Regions from separate parts of the Homo sapiens genome. Here regions 1, 3, 4 and 5 are each linked to region 2. Evidence: chromatin loops called from intact Hi-C (ENCODE). Cell type or tissue: mammary epithelial cell. All regions are shown on one strand. Each heading gives the region's core, and the rest is flanking DNA. Links, peaks and the distances in the headings are about the cores only. Region 1 holds the start of LARP1B (La ribonucleoprotein 1B). Region 2 holds the start of LINC02615 (long intergenic non-protein coding RNA 2615). Region 3 has its middle 36 kb from the start of PGRMC2. Region 4 has its middle 67 kb from the start of PGRMC2. Region 5 overlaps LARP1B (La ribonucleoprotein 1B).

The links. Hi-C counts contacts between places; a loop is a spot of excess contacts. Peaks named below come from ENCODE experiments on the same cell type or tissue, not always from the same donor. Only the 100,000 strongest peaks of a DNase experiment are listed, where the experiment ranks them.
Region 1: it touches region 2 in a loop (5-fold over the local background); 2 of 110 quality-filtered maps call a loop at or near these places.
Region 3: a loop joins it to region 2, with 2.6 times the contacts of the local background. A loop is called at or near these places in 2 of 110 quality-filtered maps.
Region 4: it touches region 2 in a loop (5-fold over the local background); 4 of 110 quality-filtered maps call a loop at or near these places.
Region 5: it touches region 2 in a loop (16-fold over the local background); 9 of 110 quality-filtered maps call a loop at or near these places.

The regions. Positions count from the first base shown.
Region 1 is chr4:128,058,816-128,065,106 of GRCh38, forward strand. It overlaps LARP1B (La ribonucleoprotein 1B), which reads left to right and starts at 2,497. Exons shown (of 20, transcript NM_018078.4): 1 at 2,497-2,586. RefSeq lists enhancers at 1,862-2,720, 2,721-3,579 and a silencer at 1,904-3,403. In mammary epithelial cell, for the core only: a CTCF peak has its summit at 3,386; DNase peaks (open chromatin) are centred at 1,956, 2,376 and 3,556; H3K4me3 peaks cover 2,792 bases; H3K27ac peaks cover 2,498 bases.
Region 2 is chr4:128,425,094-128,431,384 of GRCh38, forward strand. LINC02615 (long intergenic non-protein coding RNA 2615) reads left to right here and starts at 2,923. Exons shown (of 9, transcript NR_125882.1): 1 at 2,923-3,205. In mammary epithelial cell, for the core only: a CTCF peak has its summit at 2,966; a DNase peak (open chromatin) is centred at 2,918; H3K27ac peaks cover 571 bases.
Region 3 is chr4:128,320,525-128,326,815 of GRCh38, forward strand. No RefSeq gene overlaps it. Among named protein-coding and RNA genes, the nearest start is that of PGRMC2, 36 kb to the left of the region's middle. RefSeq lists an enhancer at 1,087-1,649. In mammary epithelial cell, for the core only: no CTCF peak of the experiment used is centred there; DNase peaks (open chromatin) are centred at 1,997 and 2,687; H3K27ac peaks cover 2,412 bases.
Region 4 is chr4:128,217,517-128,223,807 of GRCh38, forward strand. It overlaps a transcript of LARP1B not described here. Among named protein-coding and RNA genes, the nearest start is that of PGRMC2, 67 kb to the right of the region's middle. In mammary epithelial cell, for the core only: a CTCF peak has its summit at 2,947 (motif pointing left); no DNase peak of the experiment used is centred there.
Region 5 is chr4:128,188,917-128,195,207 of GRCh38, forward strand. All of the region lies in intron 15 of LARP1B (La ribonucleoprotein 1B), which reads left to right. Among named protein-coding and RNA genes, the nearest start is that of PGRMC2, 96 kb to the right of the region's middle. In mammary epithelial cell, for the core only: a CTCF peak has its summit at 2,568 (motif pointing right); a DNase peak (open chromatin) is centred at 2,605.

The DNA of each region.
Region 1 (6,291 bases), core at 826-5,825, 370 kb before region 2:
ACCCCTTCTCTACTAAAAATTCAAAAATTAGCTGGGTGTGGTGGCAGGCACCTGTAATCGCAGCACGACACCACACCCAGCTAAATTTTTGTATTTTTAGTAGAGACGGGGTTTCACTGTGTTGGCCAGGCTAGTCTGGAACTCCTGACCTCGTGATCCGCCAGCCTTGGCCTCCCAAAGTGCTGGGATTACAGGCGTGAGCCACCTCGCCTGGCTGATGGCAGTGTTTTGAACCAAATAATTTGTTCTTCCAGACCAGGTGAACACCCTACCCAAGGGCAGATAATCCACAGATTGGCTAATGAATTGTATAATCTGGCTGGAAAAAATAAGTAGGGTCAAGCAGTCTTTTATCCTTAATTTTGAACTATGAAGCAGAGGAAGAGTCTGGCACGTAGCTGCAGAGGCAGAATGAAGTAACAAGATAGAGGTTAATTACAGCAAATTGGGTCAGTCAGATGAAACTAAAATCAGACGGAACGCTCAAATTTTGGAATTTTAAGTTTATTATTAAAAGGACACTTTACAGAGGTGTGAGGCTAGGCGTGGTGGCTCACGCCTGTAATCCCAGCACTTTGAGAGGCCAAGGTGGGGGGATGACTTGAGGCCAGGAGTTCGAGACCAGCCTGGCCAACATGGTGAAACACCGTCTCTACCAAAAATACAAAAATTAGCCGGGTGTGGTGGTGGGCGCCTGTAATCTCAGCTACTCGGGAGGCTGAGGCATGAGAATCGCTTGAACCCGGGAGGCAGAGGTTGCAGTGAGCCGCGATCGCGCCACTGCACTCTAGCTTGGGCGACAGAGAGAGACTACCTCTTAAAAAAAAAAAAATGCCGGGCGCGGTGGCTCATGCCTGTAATCCCAGCACTTTGGGAAGCCGAGGCGGGTGGATCATTTGAGGTCAGGAGTTCAAGACCAGCCTGGCCAACCTGATGAAACCCCGTCTCTACTAAAAATACAAAAATTAGCCGGGTGGTAGTGGCGCGCCTGTAATCCCAGCTACTCAGGAAGCTAAGGCAGGAGCATCTCTTGAGCCTGGGAGGCAGAGGTTGCAGTTAGCCGAGATCACGCCACTGTACTCCAGCCTGGGCAATAGAGTGAGACTCTGTCTCAAACCACCACCACCACCACCATCACCACCACCAATAAAAAATACAAAGCGCCACTAATAACAGAGCTAGTAAAGATGGATGGGAATATAGGTGGAAGTACAATCCCCTTTTAATTGCAACAAGGTTCGCCAGGTTGCTTAGGGTTGGGCAAACTGGAGATCACTGACACGGAAAACAAGAAAACCCTTATTGTTTATAGCTGTTATGTATGAATAGGTTATTAGCCTTAGGAAAATTATTTGTGCCGAATACGGCTTTTGAGTAAGCAAAAAATATTAACGTCAAGTTGAATGTAATTGAAGCGACTTATTGGGCGTGGGGTGGGGGGTGGGGGTTGAAAGCCCAAACATAAGGCGAGCACAGATAATTTATTTAACAAGGCTATGGGGTTGGTGGGGGGCTCGGAAAAAAATCAGCGGCGGAACCTGCTCTCAGCCACCTTGCACCAGGACACAAACACTGACTCAAAAATGAAACGAGTATCATCTCTAAGTGAATGTGAGTGCCAAGTAGAAAGCTCGTATCCGATTTATTATCAAAACGTCTTTGTACCATTTTAACATCCATTCCAGGAAGAAAAAACCTATTGGGAATATGGTTAATTTGTAATTAAGTGCTATTTACCCAAATTAAAGAAACAGGTAACAAAAAATTTTAAAAGCCGGCGAAATACTATTTAATTTACTCAGGAACGCTTTAGAACTCTTTTAGTTGGTGGGTGGGAATGCGGGCGGGGAAGCGCACTAAGCCGAACGCTGGGGCAAAGGTTTCCTAAACAGTTACCGAGAGGTAACTCCCCCTTCATCTGGGACGTGGCTCAAGATTACAGGTGATCGCGGTGCCCCGAGGCGCCAGGAGGCAACTTTCACCTGGGGGAGGCGCCGGGCGCCAGCGGGCCAAGCGGCCGGGCCGCGGAGCCCACTTCACTTGGGAGCTGCCCCAGGCCGGGGGTCGACACCGCGTCCCCTCCCTTAGCCTAGCTGCGACCCAGCTTTAGGGCCTAAGGGCAAATCGAGCGCTCGGTCCTCCCAGCGCCATGTGCGCGGCCCGCCCAGGCCCTTGGCCGCCGTCGCCGCGGGGGCAGGCCGCGAGCCAGCCGCGAGCCACAGAGGCCTGGTGCGCGCTCCGCCCCTGAGCCTGCAGTCGGGGCGGCCTCAGCCAGTGAGCCGGGAGTCGTCCCCTTCGTCCTCCCTCGCACTCGGAGGGCAGCTGGGGCGGGGCAGACCCTCGGGCCGGGCGGCACCCGGGCGGGCGAATCCGTCAGCTCCCGCGGGAGGCCCGGCGAGAGAAGGACCCGGTGAGTAGCCACGTCACGCTCCTCAGGGAGGCCCCGCCCCGTGCTCTCGGGCCGCCCCTCTTCGCCGTCTCCACGCCTCCGCGGGCAGTTACCAGCTTTGGCTGCTCGCGCCTCCCCAACTCGGGTAAAGCTCCTCGGCCTCGGCGTGCTGCGCCTCCGCGGCTGCCCTGCGCCAGGTGAGGGCTCGCGGCTCCCGGCTGCGGCTCCCGGCGCGTGGTGGCGGGCTCGGGGCGTGCGTCGCGGAGAGGACGGGGCCGGCGGGCGGTTGGCGCTCCGTTCGGTGCGGGGAGGGGCGTCACGCCGGGCGCTGCGCGGCCTCGGCGGGCGGCGGCAGCGGCGGCCACGGCCGCCGGGCTCTCGGGTTGTCTGTCCCCAGTTGGAGCCGGCCGGTGTCCCGGCGGAGAGACGGGCAGTCGGGTTCCCTGGCCTCGGGGCCACCCCGGCTGGGGCGGCTGGGGCAGAGGGACGATGTCTACTCGCGCCCCGATGCCCGCCGCCCATTCTCGGGAGGATCCGCCCGCGGTGACTGCTGAGAGGGAGTCGCTGTTGGCCGCGGCGAACCGGCCGGCCGAGCAGCCGCCCCCGCCCGAATGTGAGGGCAAAGAGGCGGCGAGGGAGGAGAGGGCCGCGGCCGCCACTAGCGCTGGGGCGCGGGGAGAGCCGTCGCCGGCGCTGGTGCTGGGACGCAGCGTGCCCCAGGCGGCTGTCCCCGTGAGGCCCCTGGCGCTGCACCTGGCGCACAAGGCGCGTGGGCCCGGGGGCCCTTTCGGCGGGGAGCCGCCACCGCCACCGCCGCCGCCGTCGCCGTTGCCGCCGTTGCTGCGGGATCCGCCGGCCGAGGACGCCCGGGAAGAGGTGGCAGCTGGCCCTGCGGAAAAGCGGCAGCCGCCGCTGCTGCCGCCTAAGGGAAATCCCTGGACCAAAAAGCCTCCCCAGCACCTGTCCCCAGACACGACAGGTCCGCCACCGCCCCCGCTGGAAACCCTGGAGGCAGGTCTGTGGTTGCTCTGCGTTGGGCACTGGCAGGGTGCGGGCAGGGGCGACTTGCGGGACTTGCCGGCGCGTGGCGGCGGTAGCGGGCACCAGGCCCGGGTAACGGCAGGCCTCCCCTCCCTGTCAGTCGGAGGTAATTTGTTCCAAGGTGTCATTCACTCTGCCTATTTACAGACATGGGCATCTGGGAAGGGAGCGGCAGGAAGAGGTGGGACCTCAGGTTCTCCTTGCCTGATGGGGGCACGGAGGTGGTAGCTTGGCGGCGCATCCCTGCTGGCGCGGTTGCGATTGTGTTTTGTCCCCAGTGTTAGTGACTTGGGAAAGTAGCTAACTTTAGATACTGCAGTGCTTCGTATGGGAAAGTTTTGGTAGACTTTTTTTTTTTTTTTTTTACATAAAAGGATTGAAGCAAGTCAGAGCAAGGGGATTTATTCGTAAGTGGAAGCGCGATTGTAGTCTTTTGTGAAATAAGATGAAAAAAGGTTTTCAAAACACTGCTGAGCAGTCATATTAAAAATGAGACTTTAAATGTGGTTTTTAAAGTGCTTTATGGGGGGAGGGGGGAGGGATAGCATTAGGAGATATACCTAATGTTAAATGACGAGTTGATGGGTGCAGCACACCAACATGGCTGCACATGTATACATGTGTAACCTGCACGTTGTGCACATGTACCCTAAAACTTTAAGTATAATTAAAAAAAATAAAGTGCTTTAAGTTATAAGTGTGCTGGAAAATAATTGAAATAGGATAGTTGACATGCGAGCGTGGATTGCACGTTAGGTAAATGGTTTTCTAACATTGTCAGCTCTCCTTCCCTTTAGAGGAGATAAGATTATGCCACTATATTTGAATGCTGACCAATGCTGTATGGCCGTCGGTGCTTTATTTTGATTGTAGTAACTGCAACTTAAGAAAGTAAAAATGGGCCGGCGCGGTGGCTCACGCCTGTAATCCCAGCACTTTGGGAGGCCGAGGCGGGCGGATCACCTGAGGTGAGGAGTTCGAGACCAGGCTGGCCAATATGGCGAAACCCCGTCTCTACTAGAAATACGATCATTAGCCAGGCGTGGTGGCGGGCGCCTGTAATCTCACCTACTTGAGAGGCTGAGGCAGGGAGAATCGCTTGAACCCGGGAGGTGGAGGTTGCAGTGAGCCGAGATCGCGCCACTGCACTCCAGCCTGGTCGGCAGAGTGAGACCCACTCTCAAAAAAAAAAAAAAAAAAAAAAAAAAAAAAGTTAAAATGGAAATAAAAACCATGACAAAAAGCAGTATCTGGCCGGGCGCGGTGGCTCACGCCTGTAATCCCAGCACTTTGGGAGGCCGAGGCAGGTGGATCACCTGAGGTCAGGAGTTCAAGACCATCCTGACTAACATGGAGAAACCTTGTCTGTACTATAAATACAAAATTAACCTGGCGTGGTGGCGCATGCCTGTAATCCCGGCTACTGGGGAGGCTGAGGCAGGAGAATCGCTTGAACCCGGGAGGCAGAGGTTGCAGTGAGCCGAGATCGCGCCACTGCACTCCAGCCTGGGCAACAGGAGCGAAACTCCGTCTCAAAAAAAAACACAAAAAAACAAAACCGTATCTTTCTAAATTAAGTTGTAAATGACTTGAACTTTTTATATGCAAATGACAGCTGTTTACTTGCAAGTCTTCATTTTTATTTAAAATTAAAGGTTAGCAGCAGAACAAGAAATATTTGAGCGTGTTTACTGGCTTGTGAGGATCAAATGCGATGAAGAGGTGGTATAAATGTAAGGCGATTGGCTGTGCGCGGTGGCACACGCCTGTAATCCCAGCACTTTGGGAGGCCGAGGCGGGTGGATCACCTGAGGTCAGGAGTTCGAGATCAGCCTGGCCAACATGGCGAAACCCCGTCTCTACTAAAAATACAAAAATTAGCCGGATATGGTGGTGCGTGCCTGTAATACCAGCTACTCAGGAGGTTGAGGCAGGAGAATCGCTTGAACCCGGGAGACGGAGGTTGCAGTGAGCCAAGACTGAGCCACTGTATTCCAGCCTGGGTGACAGAGCAAGACTCAGTCTCAAAAAAAAAAAAAAAAAAAGTACGGTGATTGTTACAAGCACCCATTATGTTATGTTAACATTTCTTCAGAGGAACTCTCCAAAGAGGGAGATATGTGTTGAGTTAATTCATTCATTTGCCTTTGCACAGAAATACTCCTCATTAATTGTTGATAAATTTTGACACTTGCAGAAAAAAAGTTTGCTCTGGATTTAATATTGGCATAATTCCTTCCTCGCTATAAAGAGCTGTTTGTTTACTCCTATTACTAACTAAAGAGAACATGGTTAAGTGAAGACCTCATAAAGTTTTTCTTTTTTTTCTTTTTTAAAGCCCAGTGGCAAGCACTCTAAAATTTAGCAAAGAAAGAAAACCCTAGTGAATCATCTTATTTGCTGTTTCACCTCTCTACTTCTAGACTTACAGACAATTAAGTGAATTACCAAGTAGGAACTCTTTGTTGATCATAAAACCAGTATCATAGATTTTAAAACTTCGAAGCCATACATGGTAGTGTGTGCCTGTAGTTTTAGCTCCCTGGGAGGCTGAGGCAGGAAAAATCAGTTTTGCCCAGGAGTTTGAGGCTGTAGTGTCCTGTCATAGTGCCTGTGAATAGCCACTGCATTCTAGCCTGGGCAATATAGCAAGACCACGTTTAAAATAATAATATTAATAATAATAATAATGATAATAGAACTTTAAAAACTGTCAAGGTAAGCCTTGGGAACTTTAATTGCAAATGACCTGTGAAAAATATTTAACAGTTAAGCTATTGGTGCCTTCATTCTCCAGTCTTCACTGGAGATTAAGAACACTGTGATACTAGTTGTATGGTATGGTTCATGGAAATTTCAGT
Region 2 (6,291 bases), core at 902-5,901:
CTTTTGAAAACCACAAGTCACAGGATTTAAAGTCATATAGCAAGGAAAGGACATTTTGTGACCTTGGATAAGTTATTTAATGTCTCTGTTCATTTTCCCACTTGTTAAAATTAGGGGACTGAGCTCATGCATTCTATGTGCCTTTTTAGCACTAACATGCTATGGGTATCTGTGTCAGACACTTACCAACATTAGGAGTGCTGTGGAACAGAAATACTTAATGCAGGAATGTCCTCAAATTCTGATCTTTCCTAGACTGCCAAAGAAAATCCTGTAATTCCAAATTCAATTTATCCCCTCCTCCCACCTCTTCATGAAAAGGAGCTCTTTCTTTCTGGGAAATAGGCTAATATGCTGAGAGTAGAGGAAGGAGAAGAAGGAAAGAAAACCACGTAGGCTGGGAATGGAGAAGGAGATTTTCTGGGAATCACAGAGACTGATAGAGACATGGAAACACCAGAGAGAAGTGGCTGAGAGGAAACAGGAAAATAAAGCATTGTGTAGATCATGTATTTGTATCCCTTTTATTGCCTTTAAAAAGTAGCAAGTAAATAATAGGATTGATTATTGAGTAATCTGGGTTGTTGAATAGTGTGTCCTGAAGAGAACATTCATCAATAATTGAATGTGAGTTTATAGGATTTGGGGAACACATTTGTTATATAGTCAGAGAACCCCCCAAAGAAGGCCTGTTTCTCCTGGAGAGCTTGCCACTTTATAGTTAATAAAGGTAAGAAGAAGCTTCTTTTTCAAACATTTTCAGGATTTAACCATTCACAGCTTCTCCTGATCTCCATTCGGAAGGACCCATAGAGTCCAGCCCTTGTGTGGGCGATAATGAGAATGTGCTTACATGGAGCTGGATGAAAGAGGCAGAAATCAGTATCACTAGTTTAAAGGTTTATGAGGCTTAGTTAATTAAAGCTTTTAATTTGCACGGGAACCCAAAGAAGCTAATCTTTGTCAGATCCAAACAGTAAGATGACTAGCCATTCTGGTTTTCCCATAATGATGAGGTTTCCTGAGATGGAGAACTTCCAGTGCTAAAACCAGGACATTCCTAGGCGAACTGAGATCAACTTAGCATTCCTCTTCCTCACAGACTCAAGTTTTCTTCCATTTAAAATGCTGTTACAGACTGAATGCTTCTTTCTAACATGTTCCCTGTGCATCAGATCTCTGCTAAATAATGGAGTCCTAGAACTGGAAGGGATGCTTAGATGTCATGAGGTCATCCACTGCCTTCCAGTAGGTTTCATTCAGCTGGGCTGTTTAGATCATCTGCTCCTAAAAAACGATGTGCTGGGAAACAGAGTCCACAGATAGTGTAGAGTCTGATACTTAGTCTGTAATTTTATAATCCTTACTATTTGCTATTTGAATATCTTTCATATTATGTGGTTTCTTTTTTTCTTACACGTTATTATAGGATTGAGAGGTGTGGCTGCCAGTTTCTGCAGAGGAATTATGGAGGTTGAGTTTAGAAGTTCATGGTTCTAGCAATAGCCATGGTTTGGGGGGAAATTACTGCTTTGTTTTGGCAAATGTAAATATAAGTTTTCAGGAAATATGTGCCTAAATTAAGAGTGCAGTGTTTAGACGGTTCCCCCAAACTGCTGTTAAAACTATAAGGAGATTGGCTTGTCTCATTGATAAGGAAGAAAGTTGCTAATATTTTATTTCCTGCTTGTTTTATTAATTCTTTATATTTGATATTCTCTTATATCCTACTCAAATATGTGTATAGATCTCAATAATTCTAAAAGTTCAGGGAATGGAATTCATTTTTTTTGGTAAATATATTGCCGTTTTCTATCTCATTAGGGTAGACAATTTGTCTATCTCAATTGGCCAAACTGCTATTGGGTCGCAGTCGCCTTAGCTTGTGTAAACTATAAAGAACTGGTTCAGATACTCTATATGGAACTCTGTCAAATTCTGGTTCCCAAACCTTGGCTCAGTTTAAGACTTCAAGATACACACATAAATGTAAATAAATAAATTAAAAGTATATATATATATTTATTGTTGTTGTTGTTATTGTTAGATAGATTGTTTTGTCCCAAAGGTATAACCAGTACGTGGTCACTATAGTAAATACATAAATTACAGAAAAATAATAGGAAGAAGAAGAAAATTACTCTGATTCCACCTAAAGATAGTGATTGATTTGGGGGTATTTCTTTTTGCTCTTTATTTCTATGTAGTGTTGTTTGTTTCACATATTATAATATTGCATCCTACCCTTTTCACTTATAATTATAACACAAGCATTTTTCCATTTAATCATGAACTCTTTTTAAATAACATGTGTAATGGTTGCACAACATTCCATGGCATGCTGTAGCATTTCAGTAGAACATAGCTCGGTGGAGGAGACAACAGTATACACATAGAGTAAGCTTAGATTATGTTCTCAAATTAGTTAGGCAAGAATGTAAAATCTGATGGGCAGCAAGGTGTCCTCAGAGGATGGGAGCAGATGCAGGATAAATCAGCATGGCTTCTCTTACTCTGTGCTGATCCTCATGAGGCACGTGGCTGCAGCTGATATCCTTCATAGCGGGTCTCTGGATCTGGAAAGCTCCACAATCCTTTCACCACCCTTTTATATGCTTCTTGGAAGAATTTACACCAACAAACTATGCATTTTTGTTGAAGATAATTATTACAACATTGAACTTTTCTGGAACCAAACTCAGCAAAGAATAGGTGATGTTCTCGTCTTGAAGGACATATAGGGTATCAATTTATTGCCTCACAGCTACAAATTCACTCTTCATTGCATGCTCTGAGAAAATGGATATGGGCCCTTTAAATATTTTTCTTTGCCAGATGGCACCATGTTAATCTTTGTCGGTAGAGGGTGCATGAGAGACATGATAGGAGGAACGGGCTTTGCTTCCTGGTCTGACCATTTTTATATGCAAGCTCCTGGAATGCCTGTGGTTTCTCCAGCACCTGGGTCCTGCTGGCAACCAGCAGCACCCAGTGGCCAGCAGCGTACTCTTTCACCTCTTCTTGGGTGACTTTGTGGAATGCTCCAATGTGACATCTCCCTGTGAACGCCTTTCCTGACACCCTAAAAAGTGTCAGGAATTTCCAGCAAGTTCCAGAGAGCAGGTTTCCAGCAAGTTTGGTCAGTATGACACCACAGCGATATCTCTGCCATTCACTGAACTTGGATTCTTCCTTCTTCAGTGAGGTATGGATTTCAACCCTGGATTGGGAAGTGGCTGGGGACCCTTCCCTGGGCACTGTATCCCAGCCCTGGGGACAGTGGCTGCTTCATATTCCCGTATCCATTAGCATTCTCTTCTTTTTTTTTTTTTCCTTTCCAACTTTTATTTTAGGTTCAGGGGTACATGCGCAGGTTTGTTACATGGGTAAACTATATGTGATGGGGGTTTGGTGTACAGATTATTTCATCACCCAGATAATAAGCATAGTACTTGACAAGTAGTTTTTCAATCCTCACCCTCCTCTCACCCTCCACCCTCAAGTAGGCCCAGGTATTTAGTTTCCTTCTTTCTGTCCATGTGTACTCAATGTTTAGCTTCCACTTATAAGTGAGAACGTGAAGTATTTATTTTCTGTTCTTGCATTAAATTGCTTAGGATACTGGCCTCTAGCTCTATTCATGTTGCTGAAAAGGACAAGATTTCACTGTTTTTTATGGCTGCGTAGTATTCTGTGGTATATAATATGTACCACATGCTCATTATCCAGTCCACCATTGATAGGCATCTAAGTGGATTCCATGTCTTTGCTATTGTGAATAGTGCTGTGATCAACATATGCATGCATGTCTTTATGGGAAAATTATTTATGTTCCTTTGTGTATATACCCAGTAATGGGATTGCTGGCAGTTCTGTCTTAAATTCTCTGAGAAATCTCCAGACTGCTTTCCACAGTGGCTGAACTAATTTACGTTCCCAACAGCAGTGTGTATGCATTCCCTTTGCTCCACAACCTCACCAGCATCTGTTATTTTTTGACTTTCTAATAATAGCCATTCTGACTGGTGTGAGATGGTATCTCATTGTGGTTTTGATTTGCATTTCTGTAATGATTAGTGATATTGAGCTTTTTTTCATAGGCTTGTTGGCTGCATGTATGTCTTCTTTGGAGAAATGTCTGTTCACGTCATTTGCCCATTTTTTAATGGGGTTGTTTGTTTTTTGCTTGTTAATTTATTTAAGTTCCTTATAGATTCTGGATAGTAGACCTTTGGTGTATGGTTTGCAAATATTTTCTCCCATTCTGTAGGTTGTCTGTTTACTCTGTTGATAATTCCCTTTTTTGTGCAGAAGCTCTTTAGTTTAATTAGATCCCACTTGTCAATATTTGTTTTTGTTGCAATTGCTTTTGAAGTCTTTGTCATGAAATTTTTGCCAGGGCCTATGTCCAGAGGGTACTTGCTAGGTTTTCTTCTAGGGTTTTCATAGTTTTAGGTTTTACATTTAAGTATGTAATCCATCTTAATTTGTGTATATGGTGTAAGGAAGGGGTCCAGTTTCCATTTTCTACATATGGCCAGCCAGTTATCCTAGCACCATTTATAAAATAGGGCATCCTTTCCCCATTGCTTGTTTTCATTGACTTTGTTGATTATCAGTTGTAGGTTTCTGGCTTTATTTCGGAGTTCTCTAACCTGTTCCATTGGTCTATGTGTCTGTTTTTGTATCAGTATCATACTGTTTTGGTTACTGTGGCCTTGTAGTAAAATTTGAAGTTAGGTAGTGTGATACCTCCAGCTTTATACTTTTTCCTTAGGATTTCTTTGGCTATTTGGGCACTTTTCTGGTTCCATATGAATTTTAGAATAGTTTTTCTAATTCTGTAAAAAATGTCATTGGTAGCTTGATAGGAATGGCATTGAACATATAAATTTCTTTGGACAGTATGGCTGTTTTAACAATATTGATTCTTCCTATCCATGAGCATGGAATATTTTTCCATTTCTTTGTGTCATCTCTGATTTCTTTCAGCAGTATTTTGTAATTCTTGTTGTAGGGATCTTTTACCTCCCTGTTTAGCTCTATTGCTAGGTACTTCTTTGTGTTGCTTTTGTGAATGGGGTTGCATTTTAAAAAATAATTTAAAAAATTTTGAGGGGTACATATTAGGTGTACATATTTATGAGGTACATGAGATGTTTTGGTACAGGCATGTAACACATAATAATCATGTCATACAAAATTGGCTATTTATCCCCTCAAGTATTTATCCTTTGTATTACTCTTTTAGTTATTTTAAAATAACTAAAATTATGCTTTTAGTTATTTTAAAATGTACAATTAAATTATTGTTGACTATAGTGCCCCTGTTATGCTGTCAAATACTAGGTCTTACTCTTTCTTTCTATTTTATTTTGTACCCATTAACCAACCCCACTTCTTCCCTGCCCTCCCACTACCCTTCCCAGCCTCTGGTAACTATCCTGTTCTCTATCTCTGTGAGTTCAATTGTTTTGATTTTTAGATTTCACAAATAAGTGAGAACATGTGATGTTTTTCTTTATCTGCCTAGCTTATTTCACTTAACATGATGACAGCCAGTTCCATCCATGTCGTCGCAAGTAACAGAATCTCATTCTTTTTTTTGTGGCTGAATAGTACTCCATTGTGTATAAGTATGACATTTTCTTTATCCATTCTTCTATTGATGAACACTTAGGTTGCTTCTAATGTTGGCTGTTGTTAACAGTGATACAACAAACATGGTAGTGCAGATATCTCTTCAGTATACTGATTTTTTTCTTTTGGTACATACCCAGAAGTGGGATTGCTGGATCACATAATAGCTCTATTTTAGTCTTTCAAGGAACCTCCAAACTGTTTTCCATAGCGGTTGTACTAATTTACATTTCCACCAACAGTATATGAGGGTTCCCTTTTCTCCATATCCTCACCAGCATTTGTTTTTGGCTGACTTTTGGATAAAAGCCATTTTAACTGGAGTGAGATGATATCTTGTAATTTTGATTTGCATTTCTCTGATGATCAGTAGCATTGACCACTTTTTCATATGCCTGTTTGCCATTTGCATGTCTTCTTTTGAGAAATGTCTATTAAAATATTTTGCCCATTTTTAAATCGGATTATTAGATTTTTTTCCTATAGGGTTGTTTGAGCTCTTTATATAGTCTGCTTATTAATCCCTTGACAGATGGGTGTTGCAAATATTTTCTCCCATTCTGTGGGTTGTCTCTTCACTTTGTTGATTGTTTCCTTTGCTGTGCAGAAGCTTTTTAACTTGATGTGATCCCATTTGTCCATTTTTTTCTT
Region 3 (6,291 bases), core at 470-5,469, 110 kb before region 2:
CCTCCCTCCTTCCTTTCTTTCTTCTTGTCTCACTCTGTCACCCAGGCCGACTGCAGTGGTGTGAACACAGCTCACTGCAGCCTCAACCTCCGGGACTCAAGCGATCCTCCCACCTCAGCCTCCTGAGTAGCTGGGACTACAGGCATGTGCCACTATGCTTAAATAATTTTTTATTTTTTTGTAGAGATGGGGTCTCACCATGTTGCCCAGGCTGCTCTTGAACTCCTGGAGGCAAGTGATTCTCCTACCTCAGCCTCCCAAAGTGTTGGGATTACAGACATGAGCTACCATGCCCAGCCAAATATCTATTTTCTAAAGCCTTTTTGCCAATTCCTAAGAGATATGTCACCGAGAAGCCTTGAAAGCTGCATTTTGTTTACATGGACAAATGGTCATAATGAGCAGTTTCAAAAACACCAAATTCCAATATGTGATTTCTTAAAGATATATACATGTAAATTTAACAGATATGTACAGGTAGTTTTCTTATTGTTGTTTTTTTTGTTTGTTTGTTTGTTTGTTTTTTAACTCAGGCTGAAGTGCAGTGGTGCGGCCTCAGCTCACTGCAACCTCCACCTCCCAGGTTCAAGCCATTCTCCTGCCTAAGCCTCTGGAGTAGCTGGGATTACAGGCGTGCGCCCCCACTCCCAGCTAATTTTGTATTTTTAGTAGAAACAGGGTTTTACCAGGTTGGCCAGGCTGATCTTGAACTCCTGACCTCAAGTGATCCACCTTGGCCTCCCAAAGTGCTGGGATTACAGGCGTGAGCCACTGCACCTGGCCAGCAGAAACAGATTTGAGAAGAGTACGGAGGGGATGGGGAGTTCTGAAAAGTCTAATTGGAACACTGGCTGGATTATAGGTCTGTGTGTGTTCTAAAGTGGTTCTAAACCTAACTACCATAGGCAAACATAGCTCAAGTGTGTCATACCATATAAATATTTTGGAATACAGAATGGAGCTATTGTACAACAATGTCTGGAATGCTTAGTTTGGATCAACTAATCAAGGAACAATGAACCTGAAAAGGCCAGGGGAGATTTTTTTTTAATGGAACAAATGTCATTATACATCAACATTGTTTTAAAAGTTATGGTAGCTATATAAATAATTCTATGCCCTGGAGAAATAATTCTCACTTTTTTGGGTAATTTAACATTCTTTGAAATGCTGTAGAATTTAAAAAATTTTCCATTTTGCTTGGATAACTGCCATACTAGCTTCAAAAGGTGCAGAATAGTTGTGTGTGTGTGTGTGTGTGTGTGTGTGTGTGTGTGGTGTTTAAGGGAAAGTAGAGGAAGCCTTATGGGCCACCCAGGGGGTAAACTCACAATGGGAATTCTAAATGAGGGCTCCTTAGCTGGTTGTGTTTGAAGCTCTGATCCTGACTCCCTTCCTTAGCTGCCATAATCCACCGATGGAGCCTTACCTCGAGAGACAATGCCAGTTTCTCCTCATTGTTATGAGAGTAACCCTGATGTAAGAACCTCATTTTCCAGGCAAGATCAGGATTTAGCTTCTATTTAAACAGGTCTTTGGACTAGAGCTCTGATTTTTGCCTCCAAACAGATTCTTCTAGCTTTGGGTTTTTAAGATCAGTTCTGATTGAGAGGTTAGGAAGACAGTTTTCAGTGTGCCTTCTAATGCTCCCTTTAGGCCTTTCCTAATTCAAATCTGCATTTGTCTGGGAGCTGTAATAATTTTTTGGATGTGGAAGTTGGGGAATTGGGAAATTAGTTTTAGTTTTGCTGATTATGTTTCTAAATAAGATTATCCTTTTGATAAGATTGTAGAATTGAATTATTCCAAAGAATATCTAGACATTTTACCAGCCATCAAAGGGATGACCAAATCTGTCCTCTTCTCTCCTTACCACTCCCCTCCCCACTCTTCCTCTTCCCTTCTCTCATTTATTTATTATCTATTTGTCTATCTATCCATCTGTATGTCTAACCTCAATCAGTCATCTGTGAGTCATGTCTTTGTCTACTTTGTTTTGTTTTGATGGAATGGCAGCAAAGGATGATAAGAGAGCAGTAGTTGTCTGAAGTCTCAAATATCACTGGAGTTTGTTCAAAGTGTTGCGTGAAGGTAGTTCAGTCATACCTAGCTTGTATTATTTGTTGAAATCGTGGTCAAGGAAGAAAAGGACTTTTCTGGGGTTGAAAGAGGCAAAATTCAGGGTAGTGAAACTTGAAAAATGGAGCAAAGAAAACTTGGTTAAAGATAAGGCTGTAATGCCAGATGACAAAAACAAAAACAAAACAAAACAAAACAATGAAACTCCTTTTCTCTTTCCAGAGAGAGAGACTAATGGCCCCAGCTCCTCATGTGGTCTCATTTTCCAGTTGCCCCAAAACTTTCTGCTCTGAGACCCACTATGGCTCTTCTTTCTGCACCTCTCACCTGGTGAAGCGACCTGTGGCCCCACTGATGCTCAGGCTGTGACAGTACTGCAATGAAAAGAGAGACCAGGGTCTGGAGGTCCCAACAGCAAGTAGTGCTTCTAGAGAGAACTCCTCCCCAGCCAGCACTGCTCATTGAACAGCTTACAACCCATGATGAGCTGTTTTTCTAGGAGGCCCTCTTCCATTCCCCAGGCCCAAACGCCTCTGTGAGATATGGGACTAAACAATGACCCACACCTCTTGGCTAAACACTCTGGATAACACTGGTTACTCAGCTTCCTCTAGCCTTCCAGGACAGCTCACAACATACCCCACATTCCAATAACCTCAGTGCTAGAAGTCCACACCTCCTAGATCATTATCGCTTGTCTCAACACTGCTTTTTACCTTCCCCACTCTATCTTGTTTATGCTGCTCTGCAATCTCAGACTCCTCCACTGCCCTCTATAATTCTTGGTTTTCCATTACCAAACTTTTCTACATCCCAAAACTGCTCTCTGAACATTTGCTTCCCCTTCTTCCTCTAACTGAAACTTGGCTGTTCCCTGAGGAAATTTCTTTCCTAGAAGCAGTTTCCTCCCAAATGGAAGATGTCTTGTCTTTCTGTCAGAGGTGTTCGAGCTAGAGTGACTCCATCATGAGCAGGGGCTGGATAAAATGAGGCTGAGACCTACTGGACCACATTCCCAGGAGGTTAGGCATTTGTAGTCACAAGATGAGATAGGAGGTCAGCAGGACTGGTATCACAAGATTCAGGCAAAACAGGACACCATAAAGAAGCCAGCCAAACCCCACCAAAACCAAGATGGCAGTGAAAGTGATACCTGGCCATCCTCACTGCTCATTATACACTAACTGAATGCATTAGCATGCTAAAAGACACTCCCACCAGTGCCATGACAGTTTACAATACCATGGCAACGTCTGGAAGTTACCTTATACATTCTAAAAAGGGGAGGAACCCTTTTTGGAACCATTCTGGGAATTGTCTGCCCCTTTCCCAGAAAACTCATGAATAATCTACCCCTTGTTTATCATATAATCAAGAAATAATCATAAAAATAGCCAACCAGTAGCCCTTGGGGCTGCTCTGTCTATGGAGCAGCGATTCTTTTGTTTCTTTACTTCACTCATGAACTTGCCTTCAGTTTACTCTGTGGACTCACCCTGGATTCCTTCTTGCACAAGGTCCAAGAACCCTCTCTTGGGGTCTGCATCGGGACCCCTTTCTGGTAAACCTTTATTTGGCTGTAGGTAGAGTAAGTATCTTTTTTCTTCCTATTGATCCTTCCAAACTATCTATCCTTCTTTTGACTTTGAAAACCCTAAGTCTGTTGAGTTCATGTCTTCAGACTTTACCACCTAATCTCTCTTCTAATAGTTGTCATCTTTCAGAATCTCTTGCTGTCTCTCATCATTCTTTGATGACTTTATCATCTAGTTTATTGTATTTGATTTCCTCCATTATTCCTACAATCCTGTTGGTTTTGCTGTCCTTGTAGATTATCCACCCAGTACCCTGGTCTCTCAATTTCTTGAACTTCTCTACTTCAAATATCTTCACTCCACTGCAACCAGCCACTGCCATTCTTACAGCCACACCATAGACATTATTAACAGTCAATACCAATAGCCTTTAAAATCTCTGGACAGCAATCACTATCCTGCTGTCTGATTATCACATTTTGAGTCTCTATCTCACTCCTACCAGTTCCCTTGGAACTGTTCTTTGACCCTATAGGGACATTCAATCCATTGATCCTGCTGATTTTATTTTTTAATTTCCCTAACTTTCATATTGTTATTTATCTTCTTGTTAAGCTAGCTTCCATGGTCTGGCACTTGAGCCAGATTCTTGCAGAAAACCTGAACTTTCTTGTTTTCCTTTCTCTCCACTGAACACATCTGAAAAAACTCACCCCTTGTGAAACCCAGTTATCCTCCTATGCTGTAACTACACCTGAGAAACTAATGTTACTAGAGGAAATTCATACAACCATGATGACTGGACTTGCCTAAAGTTTTCCACTGTAAATCCCAAATGGAATCCAATGCTGCTAGATGATGCTGTTTCACTTCCTTGGTACATTCACCCTCCTACACTCTAGGACAATCTTTCTTCTAAAACCTCCATTCTTTCATCCCATTCACTCTCAGCCAATAACCTCGGCCAAGGAAATGTAGCTAACTTAGAATTGCCTCATCTTCCCATCACTAAACCTACCAATCTACTTGCATCTGTACCCTCCATGTATTTTATGTTTCTTTCTGAACACTGGAAGTAGTGTTTCTACTTCTGATGTCCAGCCCCTCTGTTAGCGTCTTAGATCACATCACATCCACATTTGTTTACTCAAGGACCTCAATACTGGAGTTACCCTCTCTCTTCTTAATTATTGTTTTTTTTCATCATGGAATTATTCCTAATGATATACAAACATGTTTTATTATTAATCATCCCTTGAATCCCATGATTTGAGGGAACCTAAAAAAATAAAATAAAATAAAACTATATCTCCCTTGACGTCACATCATCCTCATATGTTTTATTTCTTTCCCTCTCTTCACAGTCTTCAAACTATTTGTTTATACTTTCTGTCTCTACTTTCTCATTTTTTTCCTTTCATATGCCCATTCCAAGTACACTTTTTTGTACCCACCACTCTGTTGAAATAGATCCTATCCAGTTTATCAATAGCATCTAATATAGTGGTCAATTTTCTGTCTGAATCTAATTCAGCCTCTCACTAGCATCTGACACAGTTGATCTCTCTTTCCTTCTTTTTTTCATGCTTAATGATGTTTATTGTTTGCTTCACAAATGAAACATGTTAGTCAATAATTCTGAAGTTATGATTATTAATAGATAATGAAAGCCTATTCAAAATTCACTTTACTCTTCAATGATGTAACTTTTCATTTGGAAATTTCTCTGCAGTCTCTCAATAATTTACACATGGAGATAATTGAATATATGACATGTTTTGAAGGGTAACTTCTAATTGAGTAGATACATATCTCCTTTTTTGAAACCCTTTCTTCTCTAAGCCATCACATTTTCCTCCAGATTTTATCTGATTTTCCTCTGGCTTCCCTTTTCAGACCTTTGCTTGTTCTGGAAAGGGAAACCAGTGAGGTAGGAATAAAATCTTTACTGCACTTCTGTGTTGGAATGTCCCTGCATTGGGAGCACAGACTCTGGAGTCAAATTGCTTGAGTTTAAATTCTGATTCTATTACTTCCTAGCTATATGACCTTGAGAAATTTATTGTATCATTTCCCTTTTTGAAAAATGAGGAAAAATCATAGTACCTGTTTCTTAGAGATGTGGTAAAGATTAAATGAGTTTGGCTGGGCACGGTGGCTCACACCTGTAATCCCAGCTCTTGGGAGGCTGAGGCAGGCGGATTGCTTGAGCCCAGGAGTTCAAGACCAGCCTGCAACATGGCAAGACCCCATCTCTACAATTAAAAAGTCGGGTGTGGTGGCCTGTACCTTTGGTCCCAGCTGCTCAGGAGGCTGATGCTGGAGGATCACTTGAGCCCAGGAGTTCGAGGCTGCAGTGAGCCATGATCATGCCATTGCCATCCAGCCTGGGCAACAGAGTGAGACTATCTCAAAAAAAAAGTAAATATAGACCATCTTAGTGTCTGTTTATAGTAAATGCTATATTAATGGCTATACTAATGGTAGCTATTGTTATTTCCCAAGCTTTTAAATTTGGTGCTGAAATGGAAGGGGACTCGCCTTTTGGGTTATGGAGCTGGAAAATGCCAGTTAATGACTGCTGGTAGTCCTTTCCCTACCATGTGGAAAAAGTCTGCATGAGACGAGATTGAGGTTAACACATGAAAGGAGTCAAGAAAAAGGGAGGAGTATAATA
Region 4 (6,291 bases), core at 840-5,839, 210 kb before region 2:
ATATAAACAGAGCCAAAGACAAAAACCACATGATTATCTCAATAGATGCAGAAAAAGCCTTTGACAAAATTCAACAACCCTTCATGCTAAAAACTCTCAATAAATTAGGTATTGATGGGACGTATCTCAAAATAATAAGAGCTATCTATGACAAACCCACAGCCAATATCATACTGAATGGGCAAAAACTGGAAGCATTCCCTTTGAAAACTGGCACAAGACAGGGATGCCCTCTCTCACCGCTCCTATTCAACATAGTGTTGGAAGTTCTGGCCAGGGCAATCAGGCAGGAGAAGGAAATAAAGGGTATTCAATTAGGAAAAGAGGAAGTCAAATTACCCCTGTTTGCAGACGACATGATTGTTTATCTAGAAAACCCCATCGTCTCAGCCCAAAATCTCCTTAAGCTGATAAGCAACTTCAGCAAAGTCTCAGGATACAAAATCAATGTACAAAAATCACAAGCATTCTTATACACCAACAACAGACAAACAGAGAGCCAAATCATGAGTGAACTCCCATTCACAATTGCTTCAAAGAGAATAAAATACCTAGGAATCCAACTTACAAGGGATGTGAAGGACCTCTTCAAGGAGAACTACAAACCACTGCTCAAGGAAATAAAAGAGGACACAAAGAAATGGAAGAACATTCCATGCTCATGGGTAGGAAGAATCAATATTGTGAAAATGGCCATACTGCCCAAGGTAATTTACAGATTCAATGCCATCCCCATCAAGCTACCAATGACTTTCTTCACAGAATTGGAAAAAACTACTTTAAAGTTCATATGGAACCAAAAAAGAGCCCGCGTCGCCAAGTCAATCCTAAGCCAAAAGAACAAAGCTGGAGGCATCACACTACCTGACTTCAAACTATACTACAAGGCTACAGTAACCAAAACAGCATGGTACTGGTACCAAAACAGAGATATAGATCAATGGAACAGAACAGAGCCCTCAGAAATAATGCCGCATATCTACAACTATCTGATCTTTGACAAACCTGAGAAAAACAAGCAATGGGGAAAGGATTCCCTATTTAATAAATGGTGCTGGGAAAACTGGCTAGCCATATGTAGAAAGCTGAAACTGGATCCCTTCCTTACACCTTATACAAAAATCAATTCAAGATGGATTAAAGATTTAAACGTTAGACCTAAAACCATAAAACCCTAGAAGAAAACCTAGGCATTACCATTCAGGACATAGGCGTGGGCAAGGACTTCATGTCCAAAACACCAAAAGCAATGGCAACAAAAGCCAAAATTGACAAATGGGATCTAATTAAACTAAAGAGCTTCTGCACAGCAAAAGAAACTACCATCAGAGTGAACAGGCAACCTACAACATGGGAGAAAATTTTCGCAACCTACTCATCTGACAAAGGGCTAATATCCAGAATCTACAATGAACTCAAACAAATTTACAAGAAAAAAACAAACAACCCCATCAAAAAGTGGGCGAAGGACATGAACAGACACTTCTCAAAAGAAGACATTTATGCAGCCAAAAAACACATGAAAAAATGCTCATCATCACTGGCCATCAGAGAAATGCAAATCAAAACCACTATGAGATATCATCTCACAGCAGTTAGAATGGCAATCATTCAAAAGTCAGGAAACAACAGGTGCTGGAGAGGATGTGGAGAAATAGGAACACTTTGACACTGTTGGTGGGACTGTAAACTAGTTCAACCATTGTGGAAGTCAGTGTGGCAATTCCTCAGGGATCTAGAACTAGAAATACCATTTGACCCAGCCATCCCATTACTGGGTATATACCCAAATGACTATAAATCATGCTGCTATAAAGACACATGCACACGTATGTTTATTGCGGCATTATTCACAATAGCAAAGACTTGGAACCAACCCAAATGTCCAACAATGATAGACTGGATTAAGAAAATGTGGCACATATACACCATGGAATACTATGCAGCCATAAAAAATGATGAGTTCATGTCCTTTGTAGGGACATGGATGAAATTGGAAACCATCATTCTCAGTAAACTATCGCAAGAACAAAAAACCAAACACCGCATATTCTCACTCATAGGTGGGAATTGAACAATGAGATCACATGGACACAGGAAGGGGAATATCACACTCTGGGGACTGTGGTGGGGTGGGGGGAGGGGGGAGGGATAGCATTGGGAGATATACCTAATGCTAGATGACGCGTTAGTGGGTGCAGCGCACCAGCATGGCACATGTATACATAGGTAACTAACCTGCACAATGTGCACATGTACCCTAAAACTTAAAGTATAATAAAATAAATAAATAAATAAATAAATAAATAAATAAATGGAATTAGGAAGGGGGTTATGTTTATATTATTTTAGCTTTGAAATACATTTTATTTTATTTTATTTTTTTGAGACAGAGTTTCGCTCTTGTTGCCCAGGCTGGAGTGCAATGGCACGATCTCGGCTCACTGTAACCTCTGTCTACCAGGTTCAAGCGATTCTCCTGCCTCAGCCTCCTGAGTAGCTGGGATTACAGGCATGTGCCACCACGCCCGGCTAATTTTTTATTTTTAATAGAGACAGGGTTTCTCCATGTTGGTCAGGGTGGTCTCAAACTCCCGACCTCAGGTGATCCACCCACCTCAGCCTCCCAAAGTGCTGTGATTACAGGTGTGAGCCACTGCTCCTGGCTAGATTTTATTTTTTAAGCTTATGTTAGTTTGGAACTCCACTCTGACATTCTGTATGCTTCTTGCCATTTTACAAAGTAGTGTCACCACTTTCCTTTGTGTGTTTAATCTTTTCCTTCAACTAATTTCTTGGCTTTTATGTAACTATTATTTTTATTTTATTCTTGCATAGGAGGCTGATCCGATAGAGTAATACCTAATTATATCACCATGAGATGGCAAAACGGAATGTCAGATCTGTAGACTTTTGACAGGAAAGTGAGTATGTGTGTGTTTTTGAGACCTCTTACTCCATCTTGTGGTGATATCATATAATTATATCAATTACTCTTGCATTCCTAATAGTCATATGTGTGTCTCACAACTCGTTACGTGGTTAGGCATTGCCCTAGTTATTGGTAAATTTGCATTAGTTATTTGGTTATTAGTAAATATATATGATAACATTAAGACTTGTGTATAGTTAAAAATGGAAATACTTTTGCTTTGGTATTGTCCTTTCACTTAAGAGTTTGAAGTACTTCATTAGCATTATTTTTTTAACTCTTGAGATGTGAACAAAGCAAGCAGATTTTAAGGTATATCTCCTGGCTAACCTAAGCCATGTAGTTAAGTCACACAGCAAGTTAATGAATGGATCCTACCTAAAACACGATAAACTTAAAACTAGTTGTTAATCTTGTAACTAGAACAAAGTGTTATCACACAACTAGTTGAATGGCTGAGCTAGCGTTTGAACTCCAGTAGTCTGGCTTCAGAGCCCAGGCTCTTCATCTTAACCAGATTGTTCTTTAACAGCGTGAAATAGAACACAGAACCCCTGACTTTCGAACTCAACTGCAATGATTCTTAAGTATTATAAATCAAGATTGGATTCTTGTGGTTAAGACTGCATTTTTTTTTGATGATAGGCATCCTCTGCAGTAATGGAGGGTCTAATGGAGTATTTAAAAACATAAATTATGTGATAAATGATTTACAATATATGCTAAATCTTTTGGGAGGAAATTTTGATTAGGAAACAAATATCATCCATGTGTTTAAATGTTTTCCTAGAATTAGATAAGGTAAAATACAAATGAAACTGAGCATTTTATTTAGAATTTGCTTAGAAATTTTGCATTAGTTTATTTAGGGTTATTATTGACAACTGAAGATTCTGAACTGTTCGGCTTGAAGGAAATATCCCACAAGGTTAATTGATAGGAATCAATTCTGACTTTACACTCTGTGTCAGTTTTCTGAGTTCTTTACAATAAGCCTGTTTTTTCCTTGCAAATTGAGAAATACTTTGGTTAATAGAATGGTTTCTAACAATATACTGCACGTATTAGCTTCAATAAATTCTAGAAACCAGAATCCGCTGCTATTGTTTTGTTTTTTTCCAGATAGTGTTCCAAGTCTACAAAATTGAGTACCTTTCTCCATGTGTTTTAAGATTCATTAGACTTTTATTGTAACACAAACATTATCACAGTACTGTAATGCTTAATGTTAACATTTTCTGGTTTCCAGTTGAATGCCTTTAAGTATAATCTGAGGTGAGACTTATTTTAATGAGTCAGTGGATGGACTTTAAGGGAAAGGGTCTGTGAGAGCCAAAATTTAGTTAACTGCTGCTCTAGAGACAGCTTATTTGTTAGAAACATGAGTTGAATCCTGGCCCCTCTCACTAAGTTACAGTCCTTTATCTACAAAATTACACTTACCTCATAGTGTCCTGAAGAATAAATGCACAGCATGTAACACAGTGCATGGTGGTACAGTAAGCACTTAGTAAACATGAGCTATCATTAGGGCTAAGCACTGGACAAATTATCTCCAGGTATTGCAAGGTATTTTCTCCAGTAGGCTGTGAATATAATTTTAAATTTTCATGGGAAATTAATCTACTTAAAACATTTTAATTAGTAAGGAAAAGTCTGATTTTAATTGTTTTATTGTCCTAACATAGTGGTTTATGAATGCTTTTCTGCCCTTGTGGTGGTTCACTGACTTCCATGTGAGAAGTAGTAGAGTTGCTTAGATGCCGTTATTTCTACTGACCTTGACCAAGTGACAAGAGCATGATTTCCATGAAGCAGTTACCATGAATCTGAAATCACACCTTCAGTTTTAGTTCTTTCCCTTTGTTTTTTAACAATTTTGCTTATTATGTTTTCCCAGAATCACCATGATCGATTACTTCTGCTCATCATAAACATCTAGTTCCTAAGCAGGATATGAGAATCTGCCTTCCTGTGACCTCTCCTGGGCTCAGTGACACTCCAGTCGCCGCCCCACCCCACATCAATGCCACTTCCAAGTTTGACTTGCATCTTACAAACCATATTTCTGTTTACTTTTTTTCTGCCCTGGGACATTTTTAATAACTTTTAGATAACAACTTCAACAAAAATTTACCTCCCACCAAGAGAAGTTGTCTTTATTGTGAGAAGTTGTCTTTATTCCCAAGAAGGGGAATAACTTACTCTTTAAGTCAGTTTTATTACAGGTAAATTTGTACCAGCTTTTTCCTCTACTTGTGTTAAGACCTGTCTCCAATAGACATTCCAATTGAGGATTGTGGAAATAGCAAATTACATTGGTGTCTGCCCACCACTGAAGGCAAAAAGCTGGTTTATCTAGGCCACAGGCAGAGCCCGCAGGGGAGGCAGGTAACTTCTCGGACCACCAGATTATCTTGATCTTCAGCCAGCTTTATTGTTGTTCTACATTTTAATAAACACTACATGTTTATTTTATTTTATTTTATATGTGTTATGTTATGTTATGTTATTTTTTTTGAGGCAGAGTCTCCCTGTTTCTCCCAGGCTGGAGCACAGTGGTGAGATCTCGGCTCACTGCAACCTCCGCCTCCCAGGTTCAAACGACTCTCGTGCCTCAGCCTCGCGAGTAGCTGGGACTACAGACATGCACCACCATGTCCGCCTAACTTTTCTATTTTTGTAGAGATGGGGTTTTGCCAGGTTGCCCAGGATGATCTTGAACTCCTGACCTCAATTGATCCTCTCTCCTCAGCCTCCCAGAGTGCTGGGATTACAGGCGTGAGCACTGCGCGCCTGGCCTGTTTTATTATTTTGAAGATTACAGTATAGGTTTCTAGGAAGCCTGGATGGAGGTTCTCATATTCTAGGTAATATTTAGCTATTTAATAAAAATTTATTTTCAAAACCTTAAAGTTTGTGGATTACATACAATACAGTTTTTGACTTGGTGCATGAATGTATTGAAATGAACTTGATACCATTATATTCACTTTAAAGCATATCGGCACAATTTCCTAGAACCAATCTCTAATGACTATTCCTGAAACTTTTCATACTTGTCATATTTTTCCATTCAACTATGTTATTTACTTATTTATTTTAATTTTTTTGAGATGGAGTCTTGCCCTGTCACCCAGGCCGGAGTGGAGTGGTGCGATCTTGGCTCACTGCAACAGCCTGCCTCATGGCTTCGAGCGATTCTCCTGCCTCAGCCTTCTGAGTAGCTGGGGTTACAGGCGCACGCTACCACACCTGGCTAATTTTTGTGCTTTTAGTAGAGACAGGTGTCATCATGTTGGCCAGGCTGGTCTTGAACTCCTGACCTCAGGTGATCTGCCTGCCTCAGCCTCCCAAAG
Region 5 (6,291 bases), core at 442-5,441, 240 kb before region 2:
ATGTTTTATCCTGGAGAATGTTCCATGTGCTAATGAGAAGAATGTGTATTCTGCAGTAGTAGGTGAAATGTTCTATAAATGTCACTAGGTCCAGTTGGTCTAGGTGTAGTTTAACTTCATTGTATCTTTGTTGATTTTCTGTCTGGATGATCTGTCCATTATTGAGAGATGGGTGTTGAAGCCCCCTGCTATTATTTGTATTATAGTCTATCTCTCCTCTAGATTTATTAATGTTTACTTAATATATCTGGGTGCTCCAGAATTGGGTGCATATATTTTTAAATTGTTACAGCCTCTTGCTGAATTGATCCTTTCCTTTATCATCATACAGTGACCTTCCGTGTCCTTTTTTTTTTTTTTTTTACAGACTTTCACTTGTTCTATTTTGTTTGATACAAGTATGGCTACTTTTTTTTTTTTTTTTTTTTTTTTTTGCTTCCATTTGCGTGGAATGTCTTTTTCCATTCTTCACTTTCAGACTATGTGTGTCTTTATAGGTGATTTGAGTTTCTTGTAGGCAATATATAGTTGGATCTTGTTTCTAAAAGTTTTTCACTCAGCCATGCTTATATCTTTTGGTTGGAGAATTTAGTTCATTTACATTCAGTATTATTATTGATAGATAAGGACTTACTACGCAGTATGTCATTACTTGGTTTCTGGTTGTTTTGTAACTCCTCCCTTACTTCCTTCTTACTGCCTTTGTTTGTGATTAAGTGGTTTTTCTCTGGGAGTATGTTTTAATTCATTGCTTTTTATTTTTAGTGTATCTATCATAAGTCTTTGCTTTGTGGTTACCATGAGGCTTACCAAAGCCATAGCTGTAAGTTATTTTAAACATATGACAACTTAACTTTGATCACAAAGAAAAGGAAAGAATCAAGGGAAAAACTAAAAAACTCTACACTTCAACTCCATCCTCCCACATTTTGACATTTTGTTGTCTTAATTTACATCTATTTATCTTCCCTATCTCTTAACAGGTTGCTGTTAATATTTTCAGTAGATTTGTCTTTTAGTCTTCATATTAGAGATATGAATGGATTACATGTAACAATTACTGCATTAGAGCATTCTGAATTTGTCTACTTTTACCAGTGAGTTTTATACCTTCAAACATTTTTGGTTTTGCACATCAAAGTTTGTTTTCTTTCAAATTAAAGAACTCCCTTTAGCATTTCTGAAAAGATGGGTCTAGTAGTGATGAATTCCCTTAGCTTTTGTCTAGGAAAGACTTTATATCTCCTTCCTGTTTGAAGGAAAACTTTGCTGGGTACAGCATAGTTGGTTGGCAGGTTTTGTTTTTGTTTCCATTTATCCTGTAGCACTTTGAATGTGTCACTTAACTCCCTCATGGCCTGTTTGGTTTCTGTTGAAAAGTCTCTTGCCAAAAAAATCAGAGCTCTTTTATATGTTCTTTTATTTTTTTTCTCTTGCTGTTTTAAGGATCTTCTCTTTGTCCTTGACATTTTCAGGTTTGATTATTATTTGCCTTGGGATACTCTTATTTGGATTGAATATTGATATGGTTTGGCTTTGTGTTCCCACCCGTCTCATCTCGAATTGTAATTCCCATAATCCCCATGTGTCAAGGGAGGGACCTGGTAGGAGGTGATTGGATCATGGGGGCACTTATCCCATGCCGTTCTTGTGATAGTGAGTGAGTTCTCACAAGATCTGATGGTTTTATAAGTGTTTGACGGTTTCTCCTTCACACATACTCTCTCTCACCTGCTGCAGTGTAAGGGTGCCTGCTTCCCCTCCCACCACGATTGTAAGTTTCCTGAAGCCTCCCCAGCCATGTGGAACTGAGTCAATTAAACCACTTTCCCTCATAAATTACCCAGCCTCAGGTATTATTTATAGCAGAGTGAAAATGGACTAATAAAAATATATTTGGTAATTTCTGACCTTCTGTACCTAGATATTTATATCTTTCTTTAGATTTGGAATGTTTTCTGTTATTTCTTTGAATAAGCTTACTACTCCTTGCTCTTAACTCATCATTGAATGCCAGTGGCTCTTACATTTGTTCTTTTGAGATTATTCTTTATATCTTGCAGGTGTTCTTCATTCCTTTCTTTTTCTCCTCTGACTGTATTTTCCAATAGGCTGTATTTGAGCTCACTGATTGTTTCTTGCAATGTGAGAGCCTGTAATCCATTTTTCAGAAAACGTATTTCTGAGTTCCAGGATTTTTTTTTTTAATTTCAATCTCTTTGTGTTACATTTCTCTGATAAATTTAATTGCTTCTCTGTGTTATCTTGGATTTTGCTGAGTGTCTGTAGAACTGTTATTTTGTTCTTGATCTGAGACCTCACACATTGCTTTTCTTCTCCCTGACTCCTTGCTTTGTGCATTTGGGGATGTCATAGTTCCGTGTTTGCTGTTGTTTCTCGTGGATGTACATTTGTGGCTTTGCTTTAAAGGATTTATTATTTATCCCAGTCTTTGCTGTCTTGCTTGTTTTGTCTTTCTAAGGTATGTTTTCTTAGAGATTCTTTGCAGTAGCGTGTGAGTTCCCTTAATACTATTGTATATCAGTGCCTCCTTTTGGGCACTAGATGGCGCCTTAAGCCCAAGTTTGCCTTGGCTCTCACAAACATTGGAGCACTGCCTGTCAGATGGTGGGGGTGGCAAAGGGGATTACCCCAACTGTGTGGTAAGGCTGGCAAACGGTTTGTACCCAGAAAACTCATGGATCATACCTCCTACAGTGTGGTCCTGCTGAACAGCCACTCTGATATGGCATCTCTTTTGGCTGAAATAAAGAGGAGAATTTCAGGGCTAGGGTTTCTGTTCCTGCTTCCCCTCTTTTTCTGCCTTCATGATTTTTTTTTCTCCCTGCTAGCCCTCATGATATTATACTTCTTATGGGTTGAGGCAGGAACAGTTTTCCTGCAAGGGAACCCAAGATGGTGGGAAAGCTGGCTGTCCTCCTCCATCTAACTTTTTCCAATGAAGAAGCTGAGTCTGGGAGGAATTTTTCATGCACAGGGCCTGGCAGATTGCAGAAAAGGCATCATGCAAAGAGAAGGCTATTTCTCTTACTGTTTGCTTGGAGTTTTTCAGTTCTCTGTGGCTCACGGGTACTATCAGCCTCAGATTTGAGTTCTGGGATATTGCTGATGATAAGCTTTGTGCTAGATATTTGTTTTTGGCTTTCTGTGGGAGAGTGAAGCCAGATTGCTTCTACTCTGCCATTTTGGTGACATCATTGTCTCAATAAAGTATTTTTAAATTAAGGTATGTACTTTTTTTAAGTCATAATGCTATTGCACACTTGGTAGAGTACAGTATAATGTAAATATAACTTTTATATTTACTGGGAAGCCAAAATATTCATGTGACTTGCTTTTTTGCAATATGTGCTGTTTTGTGGTGGTCTAGAATTGAACCAGCAATATCTCTGAGATATGCCCATATAATTCAGCTGTTCCTTGAATTATGATGTGGTTACATCCTGATGAACCCTTTGTAGCTTGAAAATATCATAAGTTGAAAATGCATTTAATACACCTAACCTACTGAACATCATGGCTCAGCCTAGCTTACCTTAAATGTGCTCAGAACACTTATATTAACCTATAGTTGGGCAAAATCTAGCACAAAGCCTATTTTATAATAAAATGTTGAATATCTTATGTAATTTATTGAATGCTTTGCTGAAACTGAAGAACAGAATGGTTGTATGGTACTTGAGCTATGGTTTTTACTGAATGCATATTGCTTTTGTACCATCATAAACCTGAAAAACCGTAAGTGAAACCATCTTTTAAGTTGAGGACCAGCTTTATACATTTTAACGTACCACAGTCTACTTTCAAATAATCTTATCCCACTTCATGTGTAGTATAAGCACCTTACAACATTAAATTTTCATTATTTCTCCCCATTTCTCTGTTTGTTTCTTTGTTTTTTTTTTTTAAATTAGAGACAGAGTCTCGATCTTTCACCCAGGATAGAGTGCAGTGGCAAAATCTCAGGTTACTGCAGTCTCAAACTCCTGAACTTAAGCAGTCCTCCCACCTTAACCTCAAGTATCTGGGACTACAGGTGTGCACCACAATAGCTGGCTAATTTTTAAAAAAATTTTTGTTGCGACAAGATCTTGCTATGTAATTCAGGCTGGTCTTGAACTCCTGGGCTCAAGCAATTCTCCTGCCTTAGCCTCCCAAGGTGTTGGGATTACCGTTATGAGTCACCACACCCAGTCCCCCATTCTTTGTGCTATACTTTGTTATTATTTTTCTTTAGACAGTTATGTGTACATGTATATACACATACATATATGTGCACATGTGCATACACACATACACACATATAGTTTGAGTAGATAGTTTAGCACATTAAATCCTTCATATATATCTATTAAAAACTTTCTAAATGCCATTGAGAATCTGGGAGATTTCTTTAGTAGGTTCGTAATAGATATTTGCCTGTTATTAATACACCCACACACAAACACATACACACACCTATAAAGTATCCTGCTCTGGTTCTCTGATGGTTTCAGATTTATGGCTTTTTAAATTGTTAGAATAATTTTTGACTCATCATAAATTTTTTTGCCCTGTTTTCTTTTTTTCCTTCTTCTGGGTTTCAAATTACATATATGTTAGACCATTTGATAATACCCATAGCTGTTGGATGCTCTGATCTGCTTTTTCTCCTACTCCTTTTTTATTTTATTTTTTTATTTTTATTTTTATTTTTGAGACAGAGTTTCGCTCTCGTTGCCCAGGTTGGAGTGCAATGGAGTGATCTTGGCTCACTGCAACCCCTGCCTCCTGGGTTCAAACGATTCTCCTGCCTCAGCCTCCTGAGTAGCTGGAATTACAGGTGCAAGCCACCACGCCCAGCTAATTTTTTGTATTTTTGGTAGAGACAGGGTTTCACCATGTTGGTCAAGTTAGTCGTGAATTCCTGACCTCAGGAGATCCGCCTGCCTTGGCCTTCCAAAGTGCTGGGATTACAGGCGTGAGCCACTGCGCTTGGCCTCTTACTCCTTTTAAATTGTATTTCACTTTGTGTAATTTTGATTGATTTATATTCAGGTTTCCTGATTCTTTCCTTAGCTGTTCTAGTGTGCTAAGAAGTCCATCAAAGAAGTATTCATTTCTGATATTGTGTTGTGTATATTTTGCATTACTGTTTGACTATTTATTTATTGAGATGCAGTTTCACTCATGTCGCCCAGGCTGGAGTGCAATGGCACGATCTCAGCTCACTGCAACCTCCACCTCCTGGGTTCAAGCGATTCTTCTGCCTCAGCCTCCTAAGTAGCTGGGATTACAGGTGCCCGCTACCACACCCGGCTAATTTTTGTATTTTAATAGAGACAGGGTTTCACCGTGTTGGCCAGGCTAGCCTTGGACCCCTGATGTCAGGTGATCCGCCCACCTCGGCCTCCGAAAATGCTGGGATTACAAGTGTGAGTTACCGCGCCCGGCCCCATTTGACTTTTTAAAAATAGTTTTCTTGGCTGGTCGCAGTGGCTCACGCCTGTAATCCCAGCACTTTGGGAGGCCGAGGCGGGCGGATCACGAGGTCAGGAGATTGAGACCATCCTGGCTAACACGGTGAAACCCCGTCTCTGCTAAAAATACACAAAAATTAGCCGGGCATGGTGGCGGGCGCCTGTAGTCCCAGCTACTCGGGAGGCTGAGGCAGGAGAATGGCGTGAACCCGGGAGGCGGAGCTTGCAGTGAGCCAAGATCTCGCCACTGCACTCCAGCCTGGGCGACAGAGCAAGACTCTGTCTCAAAAAAAAAAAAAAAAAAAAAAAAAAAAAGTTTTCTTGGCTGGATGTGGTGGCGCTCACTGGTAATCCCAACTACTTAGGAGGCTGAGGCAGGAGAATCGCTTGAACCTAGGAGGTGGAAATTGCAGTGAGCTGGGATGGGGCCACTGCACTCCAACCTGGGCAACTGAGTGAGACTCCATCGCAAAAAAAAAAAAGTTTTCTTTTTTTCTGCTGAAATTCTCCATCTCTTCATGAATGTTCATCTTTTACATTAGAGTCTTCAACATATTAATCATGGTTATTTTAAAGTTCATTTGTGATTATGCTAGTACTGAGTTATCTGTAAGTCTGGTTCTATTCATTGTCTCCTGAATTTTATTTTTTCTTTTTGTGTGTCTTATACATTTTGATTGAATTCTAGATTATTACTTCTAGACTTTTTTTTGTTGTTGAAATCTTGCCAAATCCCAGTCTGAATAAATCCAGCTTTCTATTATATTTGCTCCTAGTCTACTGAATGTTGCTAAAGTAAGTCCTAGGCTTA